2 separate regions of the Homo sapiens genome follow, and region 2 is linked to region 1. Evidence: chromatin contacts called from ENCODE Hi-C or POLR2A ChIA-PET data. All regions are on one chromosome and are shown on one strand. The core of a region is the stretch at or near the end of the contact, and the rest is flanking DNA. Distances in the headings are between cores, read along the strand shown.

Region 1 (6,888 bases), core at 2,984-5,483:
AAAAGCACATTCAGGTGATGAGAAGTCTGAATTTGTACAGCAATTAAAGTAATGACTTTTTAGACTAAAATCCCAGAAAAAGAGGAGTTTTACATGCAGTCACTACACTCTCATAAAAATACACATATAGAAACAAGCTTCACAGAGAAACTTCCCACGGCTAGTAGTACTCTGATACTTTCCATTCTATTTTGTTTTTTTTTTAATGTTACAATCCACTAAGTTTATTACATAATCCACTAATGGATCAAAATCTGCTCTGAGAAATACTGAACTCTAGACACCAAAAAGTATGCCAAGTTTCAAGTTTCATTCTGCAATTAGTCTCCTAATCCATTTCTTCATCTATCTCACTGCCACTGCATGTGTGTTTCACAGATAACAGTGAACAAAATGTATTCATTTTACAAAAAATCACATACAGTATTTATAACAAATCAATTAAGTCCTAATACACAGAAACTTCTATTTCTGCCAATCAGATCTATCTGCAACCTTTACTTCTTAGGAAGTTTAACTGTTAGCAAGACCTCAAGACAGACCACTGCACAGCACATGTGAACTGCCCTACATCTCTAAGGGATGGTAATGCAGATACCCAACTCAGACACCCTGTCCAATGTCTGAAATGCCATGTGCTTCATTCAACAAGTACTAAGCTGTATAGGGTCATCTTAATTGCAGTGACAGCAAAGCAGTATAAACACATTTACTGTGATAGCCAATAGCAGACAAGGTCTGTTAGAGAAGGAAAAGCAGAAAAGTCGGAAGACTTTCAAAAGTTTGAAGACAATCAAATAGCAGCATCAGTTCCTAGGTGGCTCAGTCACTTTACTATGTGGCTTTGGTAGAGAATATAATTAACATTTCTGCCTCAGTTTACACACATAAACTTGAGGAACTCTTAAAAACAGCATCCATCTAGATAGAGTCCCTCCATTTGTATTTTTGCACTTTCCTATCTTCTTGTCCTCATTAAAGGTCCTCTTCCCCCAGGCTCCAAAGACCAAATGGAATGCTCAGCTACATAACGTACAAAAACCCTCTAAAAACTATTGTGGCACGAATGCAAAGTATTGTAATCATTCTGTGACCAACAAGAGGTGACAATCTAATTTTTCTAAACACCTGTGAACCACAAACTTAACCCGTTACCCAAGAAACCCAGCACTAACTAATCTTTCTCCATTGATGAGTTATCATCACCACACTTTGTCCTTGCGTAGCAAACTGCCAATTACTAAACCAAACATAGAATACTTTTCTTACAAATTGATTTACCATATTAAATGCCAAATTAAATGGTAAAACGAGTCCAGATTCACTCAATAATAACATTTATTAAGCCACTTATTACATACTAGGCCATACTACACCAGTCACATACATTGCCTAATTTGATCCTGAGGATCCTAAAAGGTGGGTGATGATACCTCTATTTCAAATTTGAGAGTACTATATGTCATCATATAGCAGGACCTTAACAAAATGCTGGAAAGTGGGTTCAGAGCAACATCCTTTTCATGCCTCATACACTAAGCCTCAAAGATGTAAAATAAAAGGAAGGGTTTAATAAGATGAGAGCACCTTAACATGTGCCTTTTTTTTCTAAGATATCTTGTTACAGTACATATGACTTTTTAATTTTATACCATAATATATGTGCAAGTTTGTTTTAATACAAGAAAACTGTCTCTCCTTAGTTTATAAGTCAAACTGATGCTCCAAGAGGACACACCCTCAAAGTAGGGAATGTCTCTACATTCCTTCCAGCTCTCTCAGTTCTGTGACTCAAGATTGAGAGTAACAAAATCGGGGCACTTGACCAGGAGTTCGGGGCACCATGACTCTAGAGGCCACACTCCTTTATTGGTTATTAAGGCTTGAGTCAAGTCATTTACCTTTCTTAGCTCTGATTTTCAATCAGTTTTTTTAAAATGCAATTAATTTCAGGGGATTCCATAGTCATGTGGTTAAAAGGAGACAGTGCAGATAAAACGATGCTGAAACCTAGAAAAAAATTTTGTTTAATGTAGCTCAACTCTCGTTTGTCAATGAGGTCCTCAAAATTAAAACAACTTGCTCAATATGACAAAGTAAGTTTTGAGTCTGGGCTATGAAACCAAATCCAGTTATTTTTCTAGTTTACCATAGTGTTGCACATAATCCAAAACTATGACTTTTAATATGAGATTAGGAAATTTCTCTTGGGCATACAATGCAACTGAAACTCAACAGAAAAGCAAAGTGGGTGACATTTTTTCCAACCTAATATTAACTATCTGTTGCAGATAACCAAGAACCGAGCTCTTAAGGACCTGAGTTCTAATCCTGGTTCCATTTTTTACTTTATTCAAGTTGCTTAGTTTCCCAGAGTTTCTGTTTCTTTCCCCGAAACAAGGCAGAAAGTTCCTTATCAACACTTCAGGACTAACCACACAAATATCAGATATTAATAATACTTAACACTTAAAGCACTTACCTGTCAAGAACTATTCTAAGTGTTCTCTGCATTATTAAATATATTAACCTTCACAACCACTCTATGAAGAAGATATTATTATCCTCATTTCATAAATGAGGAACCAGAGGGGCAATTACCACTATGAAGCAGAGGCTAGAATCAAATATAGACAATATAGCCAGCTTGGGTCCACGCACCTACCTAACCACTGCTCCGTATTTCTCTCAGCATTAGTATTACTATCACTTTACAGGACTGTTAAAATACAACCACAGAAAACTTTGAAAATAAAAGATAAGCAGAGCGCTGTAATTTTAACAATAAAAACTGATTTTTTTTTTAGTTTTATGTTTGACTTATAAGCCCTGATAGGTTTATTTTATGAATCAACAGGATAAACTATGAAAATGTAGCTTAAAATTTGAAAAATATCTAAACATGCCCAAAGTATAGCAACTTATATGTATCCCTTTTCCCAACCCAAAAATTTAGCAGGCTTCCCAGGTCGTCAGAGAGAGTAAGATCCTAAATAGCTTTTACAGTTCTCCACATTGAAACAGCTCACATCACACACCTCAGGATACCTGATGTTTCCAAATCACTTTGCAGTGATTCGGTTTGGCTACTCTGTAAACGCAATAACCACGTGCATGCTGAGTTAGAGAGATGTAGCTGAGTGACTCAACAGTGAAAGGCATTTACCTGACACGGGTCCCTAACAATGAAAAGCTCTGCCTAACTCGGCAGTTTTCCATCTAAGGGTAATTTCATCTGCACTCATAAAACATTCACTAAATCAAGCTACTACTTCACTTAACCTCCACATCCTAATACAGACTTCAGATTGGGGTGGGTGGGGAGCAGTGTGATCGGCTTGAAAGCGGGGCGGGAGGGGCGAGCAGATGTTAAAATCAAAAAGCAGTGAGTTCAAAAAGCTGAGAATGTAGAGGTGCCTGGGAAAGGCAAAAGTTAAGAGTTGAGAGTCCCACAACCTGGACGGGGACGAGAACACGTGGTGAGCCGGCACCCAAAGGGGGGGCAGGAGGGGGAAGGTCCGGAAGCAAGTACAGACTAGTCCATACCAACTGCCCAGTGCAAAACTGATGAGCCGGATCACAGACAGAGGAAAGTTAGATAGTCCCAAGATGGGGCTCTGTCAAAAACCAGAACTCTGATGAGCCAAGGCCCGGCAGAAGGAAGCCGCCCCAGGGGGACCAGGGGACTTGGCGAACATGGCTGCCCGTCAACAGTGGGGCCCAGGCCTCATTGGGCCAGCCGGCAGGGCTCGGATACGAGGCCGGCCGGGTCGAGCTGCGCCCTCCCTCACTGCCCTCGCGGCAGGCCGCACGCGGGGCTGGCGGCTTGGGCCCTGAACGCGCCGACGCCGCCTCCAAGCCTTCTGGCCCGGGCCGCTGAGAGCCACGCGCGATGCCGGACCACGCGCCACCCGGCCCGGAGGCCCGAAGCCGAGCCCGGGAAGGCGCCCGCCCCGCGCAGTCCCGCTCGCTTTACCTTGGCCTGCAGCCGCGCTGGCGCCCAGGCCAGACAGGTGCAGGTACCACTGAGGTGCGCGGAAGGCACGTACTCCTGGTGCAGCCGGTTGTTGGCCGTCTCCCATACTCGTAAGTGACCGTCGGTAGAGGCCAAAGCGAAGTAGGCCTGGCTGTGCGGGGAGAAGGCGCAAGGGACCCCAGCAGGGGCCAGGGGGTCGCAGCTACCGCCGCCGCCCGCCGCCATTGCTGCTCTGGCCCCGCTGCAGCCACGTGTTCGTCCGTGCGCAGGCGCACCGGCGCGGGGCGGAGCCTGGAGGAGGAAGTGAGGCGGAGGGAGCGCCGGGGGCTCAGGGAGTGGATCTTCGCGTCGCAGGAGAGCTTCTGGCGGATCCGCCCTGTGGACGGTGGCCCGCTAGGGCCTGTCGCTATCTTGTTCTGGGCGGGAGTGGGAGTATGGGAGAAAGTAATTGTAGAATTAAGATCAAGTCCTGTTCCTTTAAAAAAAAAAAAAAAGGGGGGGGGCCGGGCGCGGTGGCTCACGCCTGTAATCACAGCACTTTGGGAGGCCGAAGTGGGCGGATCCCCTGAGGTCGGAGTTCGAGACCAGCCTGACCAACATGTAGAAACCCCCGTCTCTACTAAAAATAAAAAAATTAGCCGTGGGCTGGGCGCGGTGGCTCACGCCTGTAATCCTAGCACTTTGGGAGGCCGAGGCGGGTGGATCATAAGGTCAGGAGTTCAAGACCAGCCTGGCCAAGATGATGAAACCTCGTCTCTACTAAAAATACAAAAAAATTAGCCGGGCTTGGTGGTTGGCACCTGTATGTAATCCCAGCCACTCGGGAGGCTGAGGCAGAGAATTGGTTGAACCCGGGAGGCGGAGATTGCAGTGAGCCGAGATCGCGCCCCTGCACTCCAGCCTGGGCGACAGAGCGAGACTCGTCTCAAAAAAAAAAAAAAAAAAAAAAAAAAAAAAAAAATAGCCAGGCGTGTGGCGCACGCCTGTAATCCCAGCTACTCGAGAGGCTGAGGCAGGAGAATCGCTTGAACTCGGGAGATGGAGGTTGCTGTGAGCCGAGATCGCGCCATTATACTCCGGGCAACAAGAGTGAAACTCCGTCTTAAAAAAATAAATAATAAATAAATAACAATTTTTTAAAACTTTAAAGAAAATGATAAGGTAGAACGAAAGGTTTGAAGGAAATCTTCAGCCGAGCGCGGTGGCTTACACCTATAATCCCACTTTGGGAGGCCGAGGCGGGCAGATCGCCCGAGGTCAGAGTTCGAGACCAAGCTAGGCAAAATGGCGAAACCTTGTCTCTACTAAAAATACTAAAATTAGCCGGGTGTGGTGGTGTGTGCCTGTAGTCCCAGCTACTCGGGAGACTGAGGCAGGAGACTCCTTGAACCCGGGAGGTGGAGGTTGCAGTGAGCCGAAATCGCCACGCCACTGCACTCCAGTCTAGGTGACAGAGCGAGACTGTCTCAAAAAAAAAGAGAGAGAAAAGAAGTCTTCACTTTCAAATTGATAATGATTGTAACAACTGCTTCCGTTTCCCCCTATTCAATTCCAGGCTGTAATCATTTACAAAATAACAATGTATTCAGTTATAATAATGTAAAAGTAATGATCGGAACAACTATTCCCTCCTGTTTCTCCAGATTTATCTCATGTTGCTACATCAAATAGACATTTTTAGGCACACGCCCATAGTCTGGAGGCTGAGGGAGGAGGATGGCTTGAGCCCACGAGGTCGAGGCTACAGTGAGCTATGACTGCTCCACTGCACTCTACCCTGGGTGACATAGTGAGATCCTGTATCCAAAAAATAAAGGGTAGATTTTTATATTTCTCCTAAATATTCACCAAATCAATGCATTCTAATTCAAGGAATGCTAGGTACTGTTCAGCCCACACAGAGCCTATTGCCTGCCAGGAAAGATAAAAACCACTCTCATGGCCATGGGAAGGCTCAAGCTTTTACAGCTACGGAGCAGCATGGTAAGATTTGCATTTTATTGTTTTCTTGTTTGTTTTTGTGTTTTGAGACAGAGTCTCACTCTGCCCAGACTGGAGTGCAGTGGCACAATCTCAGCTCACTGCAACCTCCACCTTCCGGTTCAAGTGATTCTCCTGCCTCAGCCTCCCAAGTAGCTGGGATTACAGGCGTGTGCCACCACGCCTGGCTAGTTTTTGTATTTTTATTAGAGATGGGGTTTCACCATGTTGGCCAGGCTTGTCTGGAACTCCTGACCTTAAGTAATCTGCCCGCCTCAGCTTCCCAAAGTTCTGGGATTATAGGCGTGAACCACTGTGCCTGACCAATATTTGCATTTTAGAAAGATTACATGGAGACAGTGTAATGAATGTATTAGAAGGAAGCTAGGTTGGAGGCTCGAAACCCCAGGTGGAGATGATGGTGAGTGGCTTGGAGAAATAGCGATGCAAGGAAGTTTCAAGAGTGTTTATTATGTACAATGAGCCGGATTTCAAGTGGCCAAGGGAGAGATAGAGAAACGGCCAAGGATTACTCATTGAGCTTTTACAGGGAGAGACTGGTTGGTGACCCAATTCACTTAGGATAGTGAATCCTGGAAGATTTTTGTGCAAGAAGATGATAGTGTCTTTAGTCTGGGAATGCTAAATTTGAGACATCTAATTTGGCACTTGGATTCATTCAGTTACTCAAACAAACTGAATGCCTGCTATGTGCCAGGCACTGTTTTAGGGTACCAGGAATCTACCAGTGATCATGAGAGACAAGATTCCTGCTTTCATGAAGCTGACATTCTAATCAGGGAAGCACATAATAAACAAACAAAGAAAACTCTATTTCAGCTAGTGCAAGCTGCTATAAAGAGAAATAAAGCCGGAGGAGGGAAAAGAGTTTAAGTATTGAAAGGAATTAGGGACAGCCTCACTCAGACCAT
Region 2 (6,888 bases), core at 2,410-4,909, 58 kb before region 1:
AAATGTGTGTTTTTTAAATGTTAACAGCTATCTGTCCAGCTCAGTTCCCAATGAACCAGACTTCTAGCATGAAAACTGCCCTCTTCACAAGGCTCCTGGCAGTGTGACCCCAGCCCAGGCAGGGGTGATTGGGCTAGGATGAACACCTGAACCAAAATGCAGCCAATCAGATGTTCCTCCCAGGAAGTGGGAGTACGGACTGGCTCAGGTTCCCAGCAAGAAACAAACACTGTTAAGCAGGGCTAAGAGATTTTTTATAAAGGGACTACAGTACTTAAAACGGTGTGAGTGGAGTTAAGGGAGCCTACGAGGAAGAGTGAGGCATTCTGGGACAGGCGGAAAGCGACCAACAGGAGGAAATTGTCACTAGACTTCCAGCCAGAGTGAAGGGCACAACCAGATGACCAGGGAGGACCCCACCAAACCATAGCCCTGCAGAGTTCAGCAGGGGAATGTAGACTCTGACCGTGTGGCCTCCCACACTCCAATCTCCAGCAAGGGAGTTGAGCTGATGCCATCGGTGGTACTCAGCCTCCAAAGGCATGGAGCAGATGGAGAAAGGTGTGGGGAGAGGGCTGGATCTAAGGGAGCAGAGAATGCCCAGCTCTCCTAAGAATCAGCAAGTGGCTGGATGATAACATCATAACCTCAGGAACAGTCAGGCAGCCAAACAACAGCACGAACTCCAAGGCAGCAGTTAAGAGACCACACAGCACTTTGGGAGGCAGAGGCGGGTGGATCACAAGGTCAAGAGTTCGAGACCAGCCTAGCCAACATAGTGAAACCCCGTCTCTACTAAAAATACAAAAAATTAGCCCGGTGTGGTAGCGGGCGCCTGTAATCCCAGCTACTCGGGAGGCTGAGGCAGGAGAATCGCTTGAACCTGGGAGGTGGAGGTTGCAGTGAGCCGAGATCGTGCCATTGCACTCCAGCCTGGGCAACAGTGCAAGACTCAAAAAAAAAGGGACTACACAAAAGCCCTAATGATTCTGTCTCCTGTAATCCCTCCCTGCAGACAAGCTGTCTCTGTGTACCCTGACAATTCTTTGAAATTGTAATTACACTTGTTTTGCTTCAACTGCCCCAATTTTTGTTTCTTACAACCAAATAATCTTTACTTAGCAAAGTGGGAGAATGAAAAGGCAAAAGATATTTAGGAAAATATTTCAAAGAGGTATAAAGACAACAACAATAAAAATGAATTCTAAAAGCCCCCGAAGTTAAAAATAATGTACTGTCGAGAGACAGCAATGGCATAGAATGGATAGTGCTGAAAGACTAGGATCCTACCGTAATAAAGCAAGCACGAGTGTATAGGATGGAAAGAATAATCCACAGTGTGCAGAAAACGGGCTGTGTGTGTGGGAATCCCAAGTGAGAGCCTCATCTCACAAGACACACCACAAAGAACTCCGTATAGATCAGAGAGGCAGCCTTCAACTGCTTCAGCACAACAACACATTTTAGTTGCGTACCCCCTAAAACAAATTACTTTAAGTATGTGCAATGCACTGGTATGTTCTACTTTAATTACATTTTCTTCTTTAAAAAGTGGTGGCTGCAACCCACTTTAATTATTTCATAATGCACTGAAAAGTCACAATTTACTAAAGTGTAAAAAATATAAACACACACACACAGAGACAACGAGAGAGACGAGAACAAAATGCAAGAAATACCTGCCTAGTTTCAGAAAAGGAACTTTTTTTAAGCTTAAAAATACAGTTTAAAGAAAAATAGTATTGGCCAGTGCAGTGGCTCACACATGTAATCCCAGCACTTTGGGAGGCTGAGGCAGGCAGATCACTTGAGGTCAGGAGTTCGAGACCAGCCTGACCAATATGGTGAAAACCCATCTCTACTAAAAATACAAAAATTAGCCAGGCATGGTGGCACACAACTATAATCCCAGCTACTCGGGAAACTGAGGCAGGAGAATTGCTTGCAATTCGGGAGGCGGAGGCTGCAGTGAGCCGAGATCACGCCACTACACTCCAGCCTGGGTGACAGAGTGAGACTCTGTGTCAAAAAATGAAAAGGCAAACTGTGGAAAATATTTGCGGCACATGTTTGGAAAGGAATGATTCTCTTTTATAAAAAGACTTTTTTTAAGCATGGACAAGGATCTAAACCCACAATAAAGAAATACAAATGGCAATGAGCATTACAAAAGTAGTTAAACTGAGTCATGATGAAATGGAAATAAAAACACTGCTTATGGAGCATAAAATTGATGGAACCTTTCTGGAAATTTTGGTATATTTCTTAAGTCTTAAGGGAGTATGTATGTCATTTTTCTCAGTAAGTAGAAATATCTCATAAGGATACATTTTAAGAAAAATACAAAATGTGTCTGAGAATGTTCCCTCTAGCATTACCTACAACAAATTAAAACATGAGAACAGTGAAAGTACAACATGGGTGGAATAGTGAGAACCACAAACATGATTTCAAAGGATAATTGACAATGATATTGTGTGAAAGATGATAAAATGAATATGTAGATGCCAGTTTCCTAAGAAAAGCATGTGTATTCATGCAGAGAGAAAAATTAAAAGGAGACACACCAAAACACTATAGTTATCTCTGTTATATGATTTTATTTTCCTTCTTTGCCAAATTTCCTCAATGAACATGTCACTGGCTTTCAAAACAATAGATTGTTACAATCTTATTTTAAAAAAACATTGTATTAAGTTCCCTTTTTCACCTTTGGAAAGGGGAACTGTGTCCACCCATAAGGCTGTGTCTGGATTTCTTGATAACGCCAAAGACAAAAAAGAATTTCCGTTAGAACTTATTCCCCCATCATGTAACAATTAACTGTTCTGAAAATAATCCCTTAGCCAGACGCTGCACTCTGATGTTCAACGTGTACCCACAGATGCTGCTCCGTGAGGTTCTTACAGCATCCATGAGACAGGTGGCACTGCTGTTACTCTCCTGTCACACTCCAGAAAAAAGAAGTCGAGTTATAACTGCCACACTGTAGGGTGGACCCAGAACTAGCACTCAGCTTCTGGACCCCAATGCAGTCTCTTCTCACAACAGACTGACTTGCATTCCTGTCTGCCCTCCTTTTATTTCTTGTACCTCATCAAACCACAAAAGTCCCCAAATGAAAGACTGCCAGTTGCACAACAATGTGACTATACTTCATGACAGAACTGTATACTTAAAAATGATTAACATGGTAAATGTTATGTATATTTTGCCACAAAAAAAAAGGGAGAGGCCTTTGTCGAGGTTGAGTCATGAATTAACAAGGTCAAAGTCTGGCTGAATCTATCCAGTTTGTTTTTTAGGTATAACCGTATTCCTAGGGAACCCAGGCTCACCAGCAAGCTATCCCTAAACTATGAGAAAGCACCCTGACCAGCAACCCTAAGTGGGTGCCTGAGGAGACTCAAAACATCCAAATTCCAGCCAGTCAACTGTTTGTTTACAATTCCTGTTGACAAAAGGAGAGTGGTCAGCAGGCAGTAAGACGACCTAGCACAACACACAACAGAGTCAAGAACTCCAACCCCATCAGTACAGACAGGCCAGGCTTCGTCCACACCACCAGCTACGAAGGCCACCCAGTTCATTTCTCTTACCCCAGTTCCACACTCTGGTCCAAACGCAATCTTCCAGTTATGAAACTGGTTTATTATGCAACTCTCCTGAGTACAAAGAAGGGTCACCACCCAACGAGAACATCCTGCTCCACTGAGAGGAATGTTACTTGTCGCAAATAAATACAACATGCAAACACAATTTCTCTTGGAAGGCTGGTTAGCAATTCGACTCTGTGAAATTGCATCAAATCTAGAGACAAGAACAAAGCTTTGGCCCAGCTTTGGAACATCATGACCACACACGACCAACTAAGGGAGCTGCCGAGTCCTCGCTCGACTTCAGTGCTGCTTCTGGTCTCTCTGTTGAACTTTCTGGACAGCTCTAGGTCGGGCAGGAATCTCTAACAAATTAAACTACAACAGGGCCATGGGCAAGCCTGGGGGAAAATGTCTTCATTACCTCGTTTTTATTTCCCTTTAAAGGCCCTAATTTTAGCACCCGAAAGATGTATCTCCTCTCTCTCTGAGCCATTATTACCTAGGATATGCCAGGCCATTTTAAAGTGGTAATTTTCAACCTTTGGATTTTTCATATGACATCCAAGCAAACTTCATTTTGCACTGCTTTCTACACAATGACTTGTAATTGTTCTGGGACAACAGGCGTGTGCCACCATGCCCAGCTATTTATTTTTCTCAGAAATATTTTCATATTAAAAATTACCCACATATATATGAACACAAGTTATACTATGGATGGGTACAGACAACCCAGTGTCCTCACACAGAGTCAGCCAGCACCATGCGAAGACGAAGCACTACCCACCCCATGCTTTGTCCACACCGGGCGTCCTCAGTCTGAATGACGCCTGCTAATCCTGTTACACTGCTACGGCTTCTCATTCTGCCACTGCTTTGTGATCCACCGCACAATTCTGTCAGCATAAGGACAGTGCTGAGGTGCCACAAAAGTCAAAAGCTAACTACATTTGATTAAAAGAAAATCTAATTTTATGCCTGAGTTGTCTTCAAAGACATGATCACAAATGGTCACAGGAGGAGCACTGGAAAAGCCACTGCTGCCTGGATGGGTTCACCAGTTATCTTACCAATTACAACTGAAAGAAACTACAGCTAAAGAATGGCAAGAATTCAAATCTGGCCGGGCGTGGTGGCTTGCGCCTAAGCACCACGCCCAGCCAGCACTTTGGGAGGCCAAGGCAGGAGGATCACTTGAGCCTAGGAGTTTAGGACCAGCAACATGGCAAAACCCAATCTCTATAAAATAAATATCAAAATTATCCAGGCCTGCTGGTGTGCACCTCTAGTTCCAGCTACTCAAGAGGATGAGAGGCAGAAGGATCACTTGAGCCTAGGAAGCATGATCATGCCACTGCACTCCAGTCTGGGTGAGAACAAGACCCTGTCTCCACAAAAAAAAAAAAAAAAAAAGATAATTCAAATTTGAAGAGAATAGAACAAATATCAGTTCCTCCTACCTCATTGTCACTCTTTCTTGGGATCCCTGGGGTCCCCGCTCCTGCCCAGGACCAGGCCTGGGGGCTCTTTCTCTATTCAGACCATGCCCTTGGGAAGCTCACCCAGTCTTAGACAGCTTTAATGTCACAACCATGCCAACACCAAATTACCACCTCCATCCCAACCTCTCCCCAAGTTACGTGGGTATGTACCTGCATGCCTAATAGGTATCTATAACACACCATGTCCAGAACTCAGTTCCTGATCTCTCCTCACAAACCCACTCCACCCACAGCAGCATCCAGGTGCTAGCAAAAAGCACCTGTGAATCATATCTGCTTTCTGGCTTCCTTGCACATCTCATAAGAAATCCCATCAGCTCTATCCCAAATATCAGAAGCCAACCAATTCTTTCCAACTCCAATAATACCACCCTGACCCAAGTTACCATCACCTCTTCCCTAGATTGCTCTAAAAGCACCCTACTGGTTTCTGCCTTACAAGAAACTGTCCTTCAGTGCTTTCTCAACCCAACAGCCAAGGTGATACTGAATTCTTAACACAGAAGGCAGACCATGTCACTCTTCCGCTCAAACTCTCGTCAGTCAGCATGTCCTTACAATGGCCTCAAGGCCCTACGCAACCTGACTGCTCGCTACCTTCTGCTTTAATCTCCTTTTCTCACTATGCACCACATGGACCGCCTCTCAGTCTTTCATAAACCAGGCTCATGCGGACCTTAGACTCAAGCTCTTGTCTCTTCCCCAGATACCCACTTCGCTGACTCTCTCACCTCTTCCCAGTCTATATTCAAATCTCTCCCTCTCAATAAGCCCTATCCTGATCACATATTTAATTCTGCAACAGCACTCCCCCACCCTAACTCCCAGCCTCCTTAATCTGCTATTCCACCTGTAGGTTGCCATCTTCTAACATAGGTCCGTGGTCTGTTAGGAGCTGGGTTGCACAACAGGTGAGTGGAGCGTCAGCCAGCAAATCTTCATCTGTATTTACAGCCACTCCCCATTACTCACATCACTGCCAGAGCTCCACCTCCTGTCAGATCAGCGGCGGCATTTGATTCTCATAGGAGGGCCCTACTGTGAGGGATCTAGGTTGCATGCTCCTTTTGAAAATCTAATGCCTGATGATCTGTCACTGTCTCCTATCACCCCCAGATGGAAGTGCAGTTGCAGGAAAACAAGCTCAGGGCTCCCACTGATTCCACATTATGGTGAGTTGTATAATTACTTCATTATATATTATAATATAATAATAATAGAAATAAAGTACACAATACATGTAATGTGCTTGAATCATCCTGAAGCCATCCCCTCCCCTATCCAGTCCGTGGAAAAACTGTCTTCCACCAAACCAGTCCCTGATGCCAAAAAGGTTGGCATTTACTCACTCATACATTGTTTATGGCCATCATCTCCCTAGTAGAATGTCAGCTTCTCAAAGGCAGATATCCTCCATTGCTGCTGTTCAATGGTTATGTATCAAGCTACTAAATAATCCCTGACACAGAGTAGGCAATCAAGTAGCACTTGCTGAGTCAATGAATGTAGCATGTTGGGCATTAACCTCCAATGGAATTATAACAACCCCAGATATATCAATGCACCTGATGTGTCCATTATGAAGTTCCAATTTCTGAGCCTCACTTGAAGCATTAACCATTGCACTACAGCTTCAAAAGCCCCAAACCTGAGGCTCTGACATCTACTCACACTAAAACATACTCATATTCATTTATACCTAAGTAATTCACTTTTAAAAATTCATCTTAAATACCACCACCTTTTTAGGATTGCTGCCATAAAGTATTTAAACCAGAATCTAATCA

The links. A loop is a pair of places that touch in the nucleus more often than their neighbours do. ChIA-PET counts read pairs that join two places held with the same protein, here RNA polymerase II (POLR2A). Pooled maps may share reads with other maps.
Region 2: a loop to region 1 is called in a map of gastrocnemius medialis, with 4 times the contacts of the local background. The contact joins the enhancer-like site here to the promoter of WDR43 in region 1. A Hi-C loop is called at or near these places in 2 of 168 maps with a recorded cell type or tissue (dorsolateral prefrontal cortex and gastrocnemius medialis), 1 of 37 single-sample maps with no recorded cell type and 1 of 50 pooled maps. POLR2A ChIA-PET finds 5 or more read pairs at or near these places in 6 of 52 experiments (H1, HepG2, MCF 10A and 3 more).

What each region holds. Positions count from the first base shown.
Region 1 is chr2:28,892,012-28,898,899 of GRCh38, reverse strand. WDR43 (WD repeat domain 43) reads right to left here and starts at 4,233. Exons shown (of 18, transcript NM_015131.3): 1 at 3,977-4,233. The coding sequence starts at 4,201. RefSeq lists enhancers at 2,844-3,465, 3,540-3,639, 3,466-4,089 and silencers at 3,740-3,859, 3,880-3,929, 3,970-4,029, 4,170-4,249.
Region 2 is chr2:28,948,967-28,955,854 of GRCh38, reverse strand. No RefSeq gene overlaps it. Among named protein-coding and RNA genes, the nearest start is that of SNORD53B, 24 kb to the right of the region's middle. Within about 2 kb of position 3,659, at least 10 of the 41 ENCODE cell types and tissues checked have a DNase peak (open chromatin) inside an H3K27ac peak, as active enhancers do; they include gastrocnemius medialis, where a contact is called at or near this core.